Regions from separate parts of the Homo sapiens genome. Here regions 1, 2, 3 and 5 are each linked to region 4. The links are chromatin contacts, found by Hi-C or POLR2A ChIA-PET in ENCODE. All regions are on one chromosome and are shown on one strand. The core of a region is the stretch at or near the end of the contact, and the rest is flanking DNA. Distances in the headings are between cores, read along the strand shown. Region 1 has its middle 41 kb from the start of SYPL1. Region 2 holds the start of SYPL1 (synaptophysin like 1). Region 3 holds the start of NAMPT (nicotinamide phosphoribosyltransferase). Region 4 overlaps LHFPL3 (LHFPL tetraspan subfamily member 3). Region 5 holds the start of NAPEPLD (N-acyl phosphatidylethanolamine phospholipase D).

The links. A loop is a pair of places that touch in the nucleus more often than their neighbours do. ChIA-PET counts read pairs that join two places held with the same protein, here RNA polymerase II (POLR2A). Pooled maps may share reads with other maps.
Region 1: a pooled map shows a loop between it and region 4 (8-fold over the local background). The contact joins two enhancer-like sites. A Hi-C loop is called at or near these places in 2 of 37 single-sample maps with no recorded cell type and 4 of 50 pooled maps. POLR2A ChIA-PET finds 5 or more read pairs at or near these places in 1 of 52 experiments (naive thymus-derived CD4-positive, alpha-beta T cell).
Region 2: a pooled map shows a loop between it and region 4 (3-fold over the local background). The contact joins the promoter of SYPL1 here to the enhancer-like site in region 4. A Hi-C loop is called at or near these places in 2 of 50 pooled maps.
Region 3: a pooled map shows a loop between it and region 4 (6-fold over the local background). The contact joins the promoter of NAMPT here to the enhancer-like site in region 4. A Hi-C loop is called at or near these places in 2 of 37 single-sample maps with no recorded cell type and 2 of 50 pooled maps.
Region 5: a loop to region 4 is called in a pooled map, with 3 times the contacts of the local background. The contact joins the promoter of NAPEPLD here to the enhancer-like site in region 4. A Hi-C loop is called at or near these places in 2 of 50 pooled maps.

What each region holds. Positions count from the first base shown.
Region 1 is chr7:106,070,304-106,073,003 of GRCh38, forward strand. No RefSeq gene overlaps it. Among named protein-coding and RNA genes, the nearest start is that of SYPL1, 41 kb to the right of the region's middle. RefSeq lists an enhancer at 1,780-2,074. Within about 2 kb of position 1,373, at least 28 of the 41 ENCODE cell types and tissues checked have a DNase peak (open chromatin) inside an H3K27ac peak, as active enhancers do.
Region 2 is chr7:106,111,038-106,113,737 of GRCh38, forward strand. SYPL1 (synaptophysin like 1) reads right to left here and starts at 1,275. Exons shown (of 5, transcript NM_182715.4): 1 at 1,103-1,275. The coding sequence starts at 1,171. RefSeq lists an enhancer at 505-1,337 and silencers at 793-1,042, 1,053-1,542, 1,623-1,682.
Region 3 is chr7:106,283,533-106,286,232 of GRCh38, forward strand. It overlaps NAMPT (nicotinamide phosphoribosyltransferase), which reads right to left and starts at 1,451. Exons shown (of 11, transcript NM_005746.3): 1 at 1,296-1,451. The coding sequence starts at 1,352. NAMPT-AS1 (NAMPT antisense RNA 1) reads left to right here and starts at 1,714. Exons shown (of 1, transcript NR_186647.1): 1 at 1,714-2,700. RefSeq lists silencers at 781-1,140, 1,411-1,950.
Region 4 is chr7:104,894,313-104,897,121 of GRCh38, forward strand. All of the region lies in intron 2 of LHFPL3 (LHFPL tetraspan subfamily member 3), which reads left to right. It overlaps LHFPL3-AS2 (LHFPL3 antisense RNA 2), which reads right to left. Exons shown (of 4, transcript NR_027374.1): 4 at 316-1,752. Among named protein-coding and RNA genes, the nearest start is that of LHFPL3-AS2, 31 kb to the right of the region's middle. Within about 2 kb of position 1,384, at least 2 of the 41 ENCODE cell types and tissues checked have a DNase peak (open chromatin) inside an H3K27ac peak, as active enhancers do.
Region 5 is chr7:103,147,767-103,150,466 of GRCh38, forward strand. NAPEPLD (N-acyl phosphatidylethanolamine phospholipase D) reads right to left here and starts at 1,333. Exons shown (of 5, transcript NM_001122838.3): 1 at 1,045-1,333. It overlaps LOC105375434, which reads left to right. Exons shown (of 3, transcript XM_047421168.1): 2 at 1,252-2,700. The coding sequence ends at 2,054.

The DNA.
Region 1 (2,700 bases), core at 123-2,622, 1.2 Mb after region 4:
TTATGAAACCCTGGGGCCAGCAATGGCCACCTTTGCATCCTGGAGTTAGGATGACCCTGACACATCCCAGCCCCAGCATACACCACCGCGCTGCCCTGAGGCTGGGCTCTACCTTTTGAGAGCTACTGAGCTCTGCAGAGATGTGGGTGAAGGGAGCCACAGACATATCAGTCTGGCAGGGGCTTAGAGTCACTGCTCTAACTGCCTATCTGGCAGGTGAAGAAACAGAGGCCAGGGCAGGCAAGCCCTGACCAGGGCAGTGTACCTGCTTGGTAGACGAGTTCTCTCCTTCCCCCAGTGCAGTGCCTACTGTCTCTCTTTAGCTGTGCCTAGCTGGGTTGGGGTCTTTTCTCTGGGCTTCCCTAACCACTCCTGCTGACCCCTATCTGAGCTCCAACTTCTCCCTGGAAACCACGCATTAACCTATTACCTCCTCGCTACACTGTGAGTTCCTGAGAGGGGCTTGCGTCTTTCTCATCTGGCAGTTGGCCAGAGCCCCATAAGTACACTCAAGTTGAATGAGCGATTAAATGGGTGACTGCAACAAGCCTGGGCAGGAATGGGTAGTGCTCTTTTTGGTCATGGCTTCTTAAACACAAACAAGGTGGGCTTCATTGGGCCTTATTTCAGAAAAAAATATTCGTCTTATTATAAAAAGTAATGTTTGGCCAGGCACAGTGGCTCAAACCTATAGTTTCAGCACTTTGGGCGGCCAAGGTGGGAAGATTGCTTGGGCCCAGGAGTTTGAGACCAGCCTGGGCAACATAGTGAGACCCTGTCTCTTAAAAAAAAAAAAAAGTTAGCTATGGTGTTGCATGCTTGTGGTCCCAGCTACTTGGGAGGCTAAAGCAGGAGGATCACTGGAGCCCAGGAGTTGGAGGCTGTAGTGAACCATGACTGTGCCACTGCACTCCAGCCTGGGCGACAGAGAAGACCCTGTCTCAAAAAACAAGTAAGTAAAGCAAAATAAAAAGTAATGTTTGACTTGAACTTACAAGTTAAAGAACTGATGAGTCGATTGTGCTGTTTTGATTCTGTGGCTCCTGTCATCCGTCTCACTCTACCTCCCAGCGACACAGTCCTGTCCTCCTAGATACATGTACCCTAGCTTGAGAAGTGGGACTGCGGGAAGCTGGGCCAACCAGGTGGCTTATTCACTGTCTGCTGGGGCAGGAGGCAGGGCAGGGGCAGGAGGGAGGCAACCCCAGCCTGTGCCCGGCTTCCCCGAGGCGTGTGCCTTGTGCGGCTGCTGAAGGAGTGACTCCTGAGGAAACCAGCTTTTCCAGGGAGGCAAGGGATGGGAGAAGAGGGTGGAGAAGGAAGTGGTCACACCACTTGCCTTCTGCCAATACTGTCCCTTTCTTACGCGTTAACCTTCCACTCTGAGCTATGACACTTTCAGTACTAGTGTGGTAAGTTCTACAGGAAACAGGAAACATGGTTTAACAGACATCCCTTTAAGCTTTAAGTGTAGCCCAGGCCCTGTTCTAGCTAGAATGAAGTTTTGCATAATGAATAGATACCAGATTCCCCTGAAGGGCTCTTGCCCCAGAGACTCTCAGTGGCCCACGTTCACAGGTACTTGCAGGCATGCATATATGCTTCTCACCTCTTAGGAAATGGCCTTTGCAGGCATGAAAAAACAAATACCTCAAGTTCCCTTCCTGAGCCTCTTAGGCAACATGAAAAAACTACATACCAATCCCGAGAATGGAAGCTGGTTTGGAGTTTCACCTCACAAAAAGCTGGCCCCACCATGCTCACCCAAATGGCAGATTTATGAAGGTTCTGTTTGACAAGAGCAAAGGATCCACTTTGAGCAGCTCTGGGCCTATGGAAGGCAAGGTGTTCATGTTTAAGCACAAAGGTAAACAGAGCATAGCAGCAGGTTACAGAGATCATTTATTTTCCCGCTGATGACAGACATGAGCTCTGGCCCAGGGCCCAAACTTCTTATCCTTGAAAAACACATTTTACAGATTGCCGGCAGAGACAGCCAACCCAGATTAAGCTGCCAGACCTAACTATTTTAGATCTTCCTCCTACTCCTCTGGAAAAAAAAAATATAAGATAACGATTTTTGTCCCTGAAAAACAATGAGAGGAACTAAAGGAAAGCCCGGGCTCTATTCTTAGGGGTCTGCTGCCCTCCAGAAAGCCCAGCGTACAACTTCAGGCAGGCCCATGACACGCCAAGTGTTTGCATTTTGGAAGAATCCTAATAGAATTCCTTCAAGTGGCAGATTCCTGAGGACATTTCAGGATTTATTTACAGATCGTTAACTTACTTGTCACAGAAACCGAAGGGCAGGGAAATTTTGAGCTGACATTTTGGAATGCCACCCTCAAAGGGTGATCAACCAGAAATAAAGATAAAGTGCCTTTGAAATGATAAATATGAAGTAATGGGGACAAGGATTTGTTTCATAGGCACCGTTTCAGAAAAACATCTCTAATGTAAAGTGAAGCCCAGAAGTATATTTTACCTGCTCTTCACTGACTATGTAATTAATGTTTCAGTGACTGACAATTCTCACTTATCACCATAAATTTTTTTCTAGAAATTGCCACATAAATTGGAGCATCATAAAACAGGTTTCTGCAAACTGGTTTGTATGTTTTTTATCATAATAATGAGGTTATAGCCGGGTGCATTGGCTCACGCCTGTAATCCCAGCACTTTGGGAAGCTGAGGTGGGTG
Region 2 (2,700 bases), core at 25-2,524, 1.2 Mb after region 4:
GAAGTCAGCACTACTTCAGTTTTCAGAAAACACACAAAATGTTCAGTGAATGGTGAAATTGCCTAACCCCTTGCGCGGTTACAATGGTCCAAGTAGGAAATCACATTAGGTACCCATCAGAGAAACTGAGTTTCTACGCTGCTTTTAAAAACATCCTCGGTAGGTTATTTAGAACAGGAAATTGAAAGTTCTTATTCTTCTTCACCACTCTATCACTAAGGAAAAGGGCGAAAAAGCTATGGATGTAAATGCTGCTGTCTATAAACACAACTTGCCTGCAGAAATATGTAGTGGGCCGCGAAGTTTGAAGGAAGCCCGCAGTGCCTGGTATATTCACCAACTCCTCCAAGTAACTGATCATTGCCAAGGTCGAATTAATAAGCGTTCTTTGATGTTAATGATTGTGAGTGTTCTCAGGAAAGGACTAAAAGCTGACTTTCTAAACAGGATGTTGTTTGGAAATACCCCAAACAAACTCGATGTCCATTCCTAACGTGTTATTAAGTGAACCGATCTGACTCGATGCGTTTTGTTAAAAGGACTTTCTTTAGTTTCCCTGGCCCACAGTTTATTTTTTTACTATTTTTAACTCGGAGCCCATCTTAAAAACAAATTAAGAACGGAATGCTCGCCAAATCACGTCTACAAGACAAAATCGGCTTCCCAGGGAGCTAGACCTCGAGTGGGCACCGGCAGGGACGTAACCGCTGAGCCTCTCCGCAGAGCGCGACGCCGGCCGCCGGGTTTCGGTTAGACCGCAGCAGGAAGTTTTCCCTTCCTCTGCGGGAGGCAGTGGAGCCAAGGGGAAATTTGAACTCCCACTCCACGGGGACACCCAGAGGGGAGCTCCGGTGTGGGAGGGTGGCTCCCCTGGGAGCCAGGCGGCCGAGGAGCTCGTGATTCGACGCCCGCCGCGGCGTCTCCGCCCCGCGCGGCCCAGGCCGCGGCCTCCCTGCCCTCCCTGCCGTCCACTCCCAGTCCCGGGGCGGCGGCCTCAAAGCCCGCGCGGCAGGGCTGCGTCCCGGCTCGCAGGTCCCCGTCTCCCCGCCTAGGGCGCCGCGCCGAGCGGCAGGCGGGCCTGGCCGGCGCGGGCTGCACTCACCCACTCGAGGACCTTGATGAAGCCGAGTGGCTCCTTGAGCGGGTTGAGGTTGATCTGGAAGCCGGACATCCTCTGAGGAAAGGAGGGAGAGAGAGTCAGGACGACGGGGCGGAGGAGGGGACCGACGAGACCAGAGCAGCCCGGTGGCGAGGAAGGGCAGGCGGGGCTGGCGCGCTGGCCGGGCTCGGAGGCGGGCCCGGGCGGCCGTGGGGCGGGGCGGGGCGGAGCGGCGGCGGTTGAGCTGCTGGCTGAGACTCTGGGGCGGAAACGGAGTGGGGCGGCTGGGGAGGCGAGGGGCGGGCCGGGGCGGAGACCGGGAGGCTTCTCCTCAGGCCGCACCTGGCCGAGTCGACTGATCCGCTGGCGAACCAAGTAGATGTTGGGCGCCATACTGCGTGCGCCGCGCCCCCTTCCCTGCGGTTCAGCCCCTGGCACTCGGTCTTCCCCTGCGCACGCGTGTACGCGTGCGCTCGTTGGGCCCGCGCCGCGCTTCCGGACCCGCGCGACTGCGAAGAGCCCTGACCCGGGGGCGCCCACGCCCGCTCCTGCGCAGCTTGGGGGCGCTGGCCTCAGAGACACCCTCACTTGACCCCGAGCTCACCACAGCTGAGCTCACTACACCGAAGCTGACCTCTCCTTCCCTTAACAGATCTCAACTTTTTTATGAATTTATAATGTATTGGCACAGATGAAGTTGTGTTTCAAGGCATGTGTTAGGGGCCTTTGATTAAAATTGCAAAACAACAGACTTCTGGCTACCGTGCTGTGGGGTGCCTCGAAAGTGTGAATCACCAAATATTCGTATGGAAATTAGGTTTATTTTCAAAGTTACCATCGCAGCCATGGTTGAAAAATGAAGTAAGTTTATACCTAAAAGGAAAGGCGTGGCCGGACAGGCCCTCGGTGACCTACACTTTCACCTCTTCTACGCTGTCGGTCGACAGTCCTCTTTTTAAGGCATCGTTGGTATCTTTCTTCAAGAAGCTGACCCCTTTAAGATTCGGCTTAGGTGATACTTTCCTCTTGGCACGCAGTTACGGGAGCCCCAAGGTAGTGTGATCTCCTTCCTGGCTTCTTCAGTACCTGGAAAGTTCCTGGACAGCTGGAATGTGGTCATATTCGTGTATATGAAAAACCAGCTTCCAAGGACTTACCTGAATTTCAAGCACGAATATGATTTGCAGGCTACTTGCCACTGAGGTTATTCCGTCAGGGTTGACAACTGTTATTGAACGTCCTTGTAGTAAGCGAACCCTTTCTCTTTCGAGACCTATCTCCTTGTTTGCTGTCCAGAGAGTGCAAAAAATACATTTCATTTTCTATGCAGACAGAGACAATCTTTATGTTTATCTTGGCTCCCGTTCCTCAGTCCCCAGCACAGTCAGTGCTCAATGAGCACCTAATGGCATATCTCATTTTGAAATAACATTAAGAACTGGGCGCGGTGGCTCACGCCTGTAATCCCAGCACTTTGGGAGGCCGAGGCCGGCGGATCGTGAGGTCAGGAGTTCAAGACCAACCTGGCTAACATGGTGAAACCCCGTCTCTTATAAAGATACCAAAAAAATTAGCCTGACGTGGTAGCACGCGCCTGTCAT
Region 3 (2,700 bases), core at 201-2,700, 1.4 Mb after region 4:
TTTTGAAAACACTATGATTGAACCAAGAGAACACAAGAGGAGGTTTTAGGACCAAGTAAAGGACCATACTTGAGGTATTATCACGTATACTTGACAATATTCAAGAATCATACTTGATAGTGTTCGGATTTTGCAATACTTTAAACTTGCATCTAAAAGACAACTTGTTGATGGATCTTGGCTCGATTTCAAGAACCTATCTAAATATCATAAACAGCATTTTAAGCTGATTGGAAAAAAACAGACAAAACTTAAGTAAAATGGAATTCTCTAAAATACTTTCTCGGAATATCGGAGGAGGGCTAAAAACAAAGGAAAAAAAAAGAATCAAAACAAAAACATGAGAGTACTATGTTTTACCACTGTATTCCAAACCACTATGCTGCTCAAGTAAAATTTACTTTACCTCTTCCCTTCACTACTGCGTGCTTCATATCAACTGAATGTGGCAGCTACCCACACAAGTGTTCAATGGGCATGTGAACGCAACGCTGTGCCATTTCCCTCTCCACATGTTCTCTAGGGTTAAAACTACAGTTCCTTTAAATCCTCGTGTTTCATTTTCCTTTTCACAGAAATCCTGTAATGACCCTAAAGCAGATAAGAGCAGAGCGGCCTCTACACCCAGGGATAAGGAGCACGAGCAATCACTAGGTGCCAAGGAGTTTGAAACGGAGCCCGGCGGAGTGGGACAGGGGAATCCACTACGGCTACCGGGGCCAGGCGAGTGTCCTCCGCGCCGGAGCCGCAGAGGACCGCGGCTGCTCCGGCGCCCGCGCCAGGACTTCTCCCACCTCGCGCCCCGGGAGACTTACCTGCCCAGCCAGGGGCGAGCGCGCCGGGCTGGCCCGGGGGAAAGCCCCGCTCACTCTCCACTGCGGGTCCCCGGGGCCGTTACCTAACTGGTCCCAGCTCCAGGCCAAGAGGCCGCGCTTCAGGGAAGGGCATGCGCTCGCCGGCGACGCCCAAGCCCCGAGCCCCGAGCCCCGAGCACCGGCGCCCGGGAGTCCGCTGGGGCCCGCCTCAGCCCCCCGCCGCGCCGCCGCCGCCGCGCGCCCCCAGGCCCCGCCTCCACCGCCCAGCCCTCCATCCTCCTCAAGCCACCTCCTGCCCACTGCGGCGCCTCCTCACCTGCCCCAGCCGCCGCCGCCCGCGCCTCCCCCGGGCCTCCCCGCGCCGCGACCCTAGCCCCAGCCCCAGCCCCAACCCCAGCCCCAGCCGCCCCCGCCCCCCTGCCGCGCGCTCGTCCCCAGCGCGCCCCGCTCCTCCTCATCTGCCCGGGCCCCGAGCTTTACCTTGTAGGAGTCGGTGGCCAGGAGGATGTTGAACTCGGCTTCTGCCGCAGGATTCATCTCGGGCCGGAGGACAGGGGCCGCGCGCCGCGAGCTCCCTGGCGCGGCTGCGAGGAAGGAGAAAAATGAGCTTCACCGCGCTCCGTTGCTTAAGTCACTGCTCGGTCGGCGGAGGAGGGGGAGAGGGGGAAACGGAGAGAGGGGAGGGGTCAGAGGAGGGCGGGCCCGGGAGCCGTGACGCGGCGCGGGTGACGGCTGCGGCGGCTCGCGTGCTCGCAGTCTGGGAGCTCTGGCGGACTCCCCACCTCGGTTCCCCCGCCTTCACCCCGTCACCCTCCGGGGGCCGAGAAAGGGCGGGGCGCGGCAGCGCGCTGCGCAGTGCGCGGAGGCGGGGCGGGGAGGAGGACGTGATGCACGCGCTCTTCCTCCCAGACGCCAGCTCTGGGAAGCTGGAGGCAGCGGGGCAGCCCCGGCGCGTGACCCGGGCGCTTACCTAAGTTCGAGTTCCCGGCACGGGCGCGGGAGGGCGGGGCCTGGAGGGGGCGTTCCCAGCTTTGCCAGTGCCACGAGGAGCCGGTTCGCCCGCCCCGCCTGGGACCTTCCGTCCTACCCAGTCCTGGCCGGTTTTCTGGGTCCTCCTGAAGTCACGCCACCCGGCTAGGGGGCGAGGAGCCTCCTACTGCCCATCTTCCCGTCCACCACGCGCAGTTACTCACCTTTGTCTCCGGCCTGGATTAAGGATCCAGCCTTTCGCCTCCATCCCTCTTGTCCCTCCTGATCCTCCTGACCCTGTCTTTAAGATCCCAGGAGCTGCGGTGAGGAGTGAGGCTGAGGGGCCCCTTTCATCTGATGCAGCGACTCCGCTTTCCTCCGGCGGCTCTGTCTATGGCTGAGCTCTTTGATCCTTTGAGAGATGGTTTGACTTTTCCCGAGCAAAGAGCCTGCGTTGAAAAGCGGGGGTGGAATTCAGTCCTCACAGATAATGAGGGGACAAGACCTAATTGAACCGAGTATTGCCGGGAAGGAAAAGGCAACGGGCCAAGCCTTTGACAGGGTGCGACACTGACTTTTATCATCGTTATAGTCTTTAAATCCTGGGAAACGAGTTGGCAACCCCAAAATAAAGAAGTGTAATGACGTCTGATGACTTCACCCAAATACAGACCATTCCAAGAAAGACTTGCGCAGTTCTCATGCGTGGTTGCGTTTTTGCATAAAACTAAGATTCCCTTTGTCCGCATGTTTAATAGCTTAAAAATAAATTGAGGTTTTTATCGGATAAAAGTAGCCAGGAAAAAGTGATACAGTGAAAACGATTACAGGATATTTATAGACTTGTCTTTCAAGTTATTAGAAGTCTCATTCTATCTGGGGGCAGTGATGGTGGTGGTGGTAGTGGAACTTGTGA
Region 4 (2,809 bases), core at 134-2,633:
CAAGTAGTGCTCAGTAAAGGTAGCTATTATCATTATAGGGAACTCTTAACATCCAAGTCAAGGGTCTTGCAGGGAACAAGGATTACAGCTGATTTCTAAGCTTTTCTGGGAGATGTCCTTACCAGGGACATCATTTAACTCAGAGCATGACCACATTCATAAAACAGAAGACAGTCTCCCAGGGTTCAGTCCGCTGGCACCTTCACTCCACCTTCCAGCCAAAGGTCAAGTATTTCCAGCACTCAGACATCATCCTTGATGCCTATAAAACTCTCAAGTTATTTTTAAATTCTTAAGTCCAAACAAGCACTAAGAAAGTGTATGAATTTTTTATTTTATTATTTGTTGAAATAAGAAAAACTTCACAGGGAGGTCTAAGAAACTGCTTTTCTCAATTCTACTCTATTTCATCTCCTCTCTCTGTCTCCCTAAAGAGGATAAATGTTTAATGCTGACCTTATTCCTCAAAACCACCCTGTAAAATAGGTATCATGTCCACTTTACAGACAAGAAAAGCAAAAGCATGGCAAGTAAAATGACTTGGCCACATCTAGGAAGTAGCCAACCCAGGATCCAAACTTTTATCTGGCTGCTTCCAAAGTCCAGGTGCTAATAATCTTACACTTGAGTGTACATGAGAATCACCTGGGATCTCAATACTGATTCTGTAGTTTCAGGTGGGACCCTGGAACCTGCATATTCCCAAATATGCAGGTGATCGAGATCCAGGGAGGTTCACAGGCCATAATTAGAGAAACACTGTCCTTGGCCATACAACATTAATGAAGTCCAGCCATAGGATTTTCTTCTCCTAGTCATTACCAAAGTAGCTTTATTGAAACTTCAGTACACCTCAGAATTAGCCATGTGTATATCCTGGATATTTGCCAATTTATGAAATGGTTCCCAGACCAGAGCTGGGACACACCTGGTTTCCGGATGTTTCTGCTGCATCTGTAGAAATCTTCACCATATCATCGCCCCAGGACAGAGTCAAATCAATTGGGTGACCTTTCCTTCTCTGAAATCCTAATCATCTATCCCCTAGGCCAGATTATCTTATCAGCTACTGACCCAGTTAGCTTTCCTACTTCACAACAGGTTTCTAATGCTTTATGTCAGTGTGAGAGAAATGGCAAGTTGGGAAAATTTGTGACATTGCATTCAGGAGGCAGTGAGGTAGAGCAATAGCTTTCAAACTAGATTCCATCAACCCTCAGGACACTGCAGAGGTGCAACAGGGAAAAGGGGCAGGGGAGAGAGAAAAGCCTGGGAGCTCTGAGCCCTTCATTAGAGCAGCTGTGCTCAATTCTGCTTCATATACAGAACCGGGATTTCTAAAAGAGTCACTCAAAAGCTTTTCAGTGGGGGGAGTGGGAAGGGAAACTGAAAAGAGAGAAGTCACAAGAGCTGGATTCTAACCCCAACTCTTCAGTTAACTTGGTATGTGACTTTGGGCAAATTGCTTCATCTCTCTGGGCTTCGGTCTGCTTACCGGAAAAAAAATGAAAACATTGGAACCATTGATGCCTGTCTTAGTCTGCTAGGGCTGCCATAAAAAATCCCACAGACCTGGTAGCTTGAACACAGAAATTTACTTTCTCACAGTTCTGAAGGCTGGAAGTCCAAGATCAAGGTGTGACAGGTTCGATTTCTCCTGAGGCCCCTCTCCTTGGCTTGTAGATGGCGGCCTTCTTGCCGCGTCCTCAGATGGCTTTTTCTTGGAGCATGCGCACCTGGTATTTCTTCCTCCTATAAAGAGATCAGTCATATTGGATTAGGGCCCCACCCTGAAGATCTCATTTTATCTTAATTGTCCTCTTAAAGGCGCTATCTCCAAATACAGTCGTATTGGGGGTTAGGGCTTCAATATTTACACTTTGGGAGACATAATTCAGTCCACAGCCTAAGGCTCCTTTCAGTAAACACCAGGGGTTGTTGAGCAGCAACTATGTGCCAGGCTTTCCTCTGGGTGCTAGGGACACTGTGGCTTCTCAAAAATGCCCGTTGTCTGCAGCCATACCCACCTGAACATGCCCAATCTTGCCTGATCTCAGAAGCTAAGCAGGGTCAGGCCCAGTTACCACTTGGATGGGTGAAGTGGCCCTTGCACTTGAGGAGCTCACTGTCCAAAAGGTGAGCTCCATTAACGGATGACTGGGGCAAAACAGAAACCCAAAAAAGATAAGAACAGTTCAGGAAGTGGCTCCCAGGGAAGCAACCTAAGATGAAATGATGAAATGTGAAACATGAACAGGTGTTCACCAGTTAGAAAACTGGAGGAAGGGCTTTTCCAGCAAAAGGAGCAAAGGCCCAGAGGTGGAGCAAAGGCCCAGAGGTAGAACACATCCAGGGTGCTGGAGTGCAGTCTGAGGTGGGAAACCCCAGAGGAGGGGCTGGAGCAGGGAGAGGCCACAGGAGGCCTCATTAGCTGTGCTAGGCAGTTATGCATATTCAGTAGAAGGTATCACTGCTAAAAAGTTTTAAGCTGGGCTGGGCTCGGTGGCTCATGCCTGTAATCCCAGTACTTTGGGAGGCCAAGGCGGGTGGATCACTTGAGGTCAGGAGTTCAAGACCAGCCTGGCCAACATGATGAAACCCCATCTCTACTACAAATACAAAAATTTGCTGGGCATGGTGGCGCACACCTGTAGTCCCAGCTACTTGGGAGGCTGAGGCAGGAGAATCAGTTGAACACGGGAGGCAGAGATTGCAATGAGCCAAGATTGCACCACTGCACTCCAGCCCAGGTGACAGAGTGAGACTCCATCTCAAAAAAAAAAAAAAGTTTTAAGCTGAAGAACAATCT
Region 5 (2,700 bases), core at 83-2,582, 1.7 Mb before region 4:
GAAAATAAGGGTATGAGAAATACACTAAGTATTTTTATCTCTTGGAGACTTACCATAATTCTTGTAGCAGGAAAGCCTGCAGAATGTTAACAAAACAAAATCTCTGAAAATCCTGACTATATTTTCAGTTGACTTGAAACAAATTTAACCCCTCAATCTCTCCTTAAATTATTATTTTAAATAAGTACTTTTACCCTAAATTTCTTCTTTAACAGACCCAGTATTTTCTTGCAACAAAAATCACACTATTGTGGGATATAGGTAATCTTCTTTTTAAAGATTACATAACTTCTTTCTAAACGATGTCCATGTCTGCGGCTAATTCATAACCAATGTAACTGAAAATAGAAATGGAAATGTTAGAGATTTCCATTTTTTAACAAACATGGGAATTATTTCTCAATTTGAAGAACTGCATCTCAGGAATGACTTCCTGGACAAATTAATCAGAATTATCAAGTAGCAAACATTTCATGCTAAGCCAAAGCCAACCAGGTGAGTCAGTCATATTATAACATGTATATATAACAACGTACAGTAAAGGCAAAGACAAGAACTAAATGACTTTTTAAAAGGCTGTTAAACTTTACTCACTCCCTTAATATTTTCCAGGTTTAACTGACGTATAATGAATGCATGTGATCCCGGAACCCATGGAAGAGTATCTACCATATCGAGCTCTAGCTTGAAAAAAAAAAAAAAGGAAAAAACAAACAAACAAAACAACAACAACAAAAACCTATCTGAATACGTGTTCTGAAAAGCCCACAATAATACCCAATTTATAAGAAGCAAACAACCACAGAACAGAAAACTCAAGAAAGCACAGCCTTCCACCACCCCTCCCCAGCTAGCCCCATTTTTTTTTTTGCTCTTCATTTCCATTCCATAGTTAAATAAGTACACTTATTCCAAAATAAAAGGGGAGAAACCTGTTGGAATGGATTTTTAGAAGATAAACACTATAGATGAAGCAACAATAAGTTGCTCGGAGGAAGTTGTCGACCCATTCATTTACATACAACCAAAAGAAGATAAACCCACATGTATTCCTATCAGTGAAGATGCAACCTGGTAATTTGCAGGGAAGATAGGATCTCAAATCCCAGACAGCTACTCTCCCAAAGAGAAAAAAAATAATGCTGTGGCTCTTCACCGAGGCAGCTTCAGAGATGCAGGCTCCGCAACTCGCGAGGTGCGAAAATTCAAATGAAGCCCTGTCGCTCACAAGTGCGGCATCTCCGAGATGAGGGAGGGCTCGGGGACGGGAAACCCACTCTCAGCCCGCTCCACTTCGCCGAAGAATTCCAAACCACCCCAGGCTCAGCAGTGTGGATTGCTCCGCCCAGAGACCGTGGAGGAGGCAGCAGAGAGGTCACAGAGCACAGCAGGCGGGAGAAAACCGCCTCCCGCGAGGTCCAACAGAAACCACGGAGCTCCGGACACTCGGGATCCCGGGCCGCGGGCGCGCGGCCAGAGCGGCGGGGTGCGAGCGCGGGGGTGCGGACTCACCTCGCGCTTGGGGTGGCCGGGAGCGCGCGCCGCCTCAGTTCCGCGGCTTCCGGCCACAGAGTCCCCGCGCAAAGCGCCGCCGCGTAGCGGGAGGGGCGACCGCGGCAGGCGCTCGGGTTCTTCCTAACCCGAGCCCGCCGCGCTGGCTCCGCCGAGGACGCCAGCAGCTGCAGGCAGCGCTTCAGCTCTCGCCGCCTCGCCATCGTTGGGGCGAGTCGTCGCCGGGTCACTCCCTTATTATGACCTTCGAATCTGACAGCAGGGCCAGCGGTGGCCTCCTTCAGGCTGCCTCTCCAGCCCTTACCAAGATGGCCGCCCCTGTGGGCCGGGGCGCCGAAGCCATCTTGGTAAAGGAAGCGCCTGGGAGCACGCGGCCTGCCCCGGCCCGCCTCGCGACTCAAACACTCTGCAGGGACCCTCCTAAGATCAAATTGGTTCCCCCCGCTGTCCTAAGCCAGAGGCTTACTTTCAGATCGCATGAACGCATTCCTGGACACCAGCCACAGTTGCTAAAACTAAATGGGATCCTGCAGACCCATTGACGGACTGTCATAGCCAACTCAATCACAGTCGAGAAGCATTTGAATACTTACAGCCTATGGCGCTAGGATCCTGGTAGCGAAGAAACTAAACTCTAATTTGAAATGTTGTACAGTACGTATTGAATATTAATGGGAGCACGGCATTGTTCACTGTGTGATCGTTTACTTTTAAAATGATGTCACAGCCCCCTGGTACACACGGTTCTCATCTAAATTTGCATCTTTTTTAACGCTAGGATAACTATGAAAGAGCATACGATTGTGATTCTGAGTTTCTTACTGGATTTGCTTTTTAAACTGCAGAATGAAATTAGTTGTTTCAAGAAGTAAAGTACAGGCATGTCGAAGTAAAATTCAACAATGGGTTGTTGGGCAAAAAGATTATAAAAGTCCTGGGGTGTGCCAGGGTCAAAAAAAAAAAAAAAAGCTTGTCCCTGGGGTTATCTTGGCAAAAAAGAAACCACCACCACAGGTTCTAAATGCAGATAAGACTGGCAGAAAAATGCAGACCAAACTATTCTGCATTTTGAAAGTGAATGTGCCTGTGTGACATTGGAGGAATGTAAAGAACTGTATGTCAAGTGTGGACTTTATCTCCTCAGGCTAGCTTAGAGTGGCTGCTGAACTTAAGGGTGATTAAGAGCTG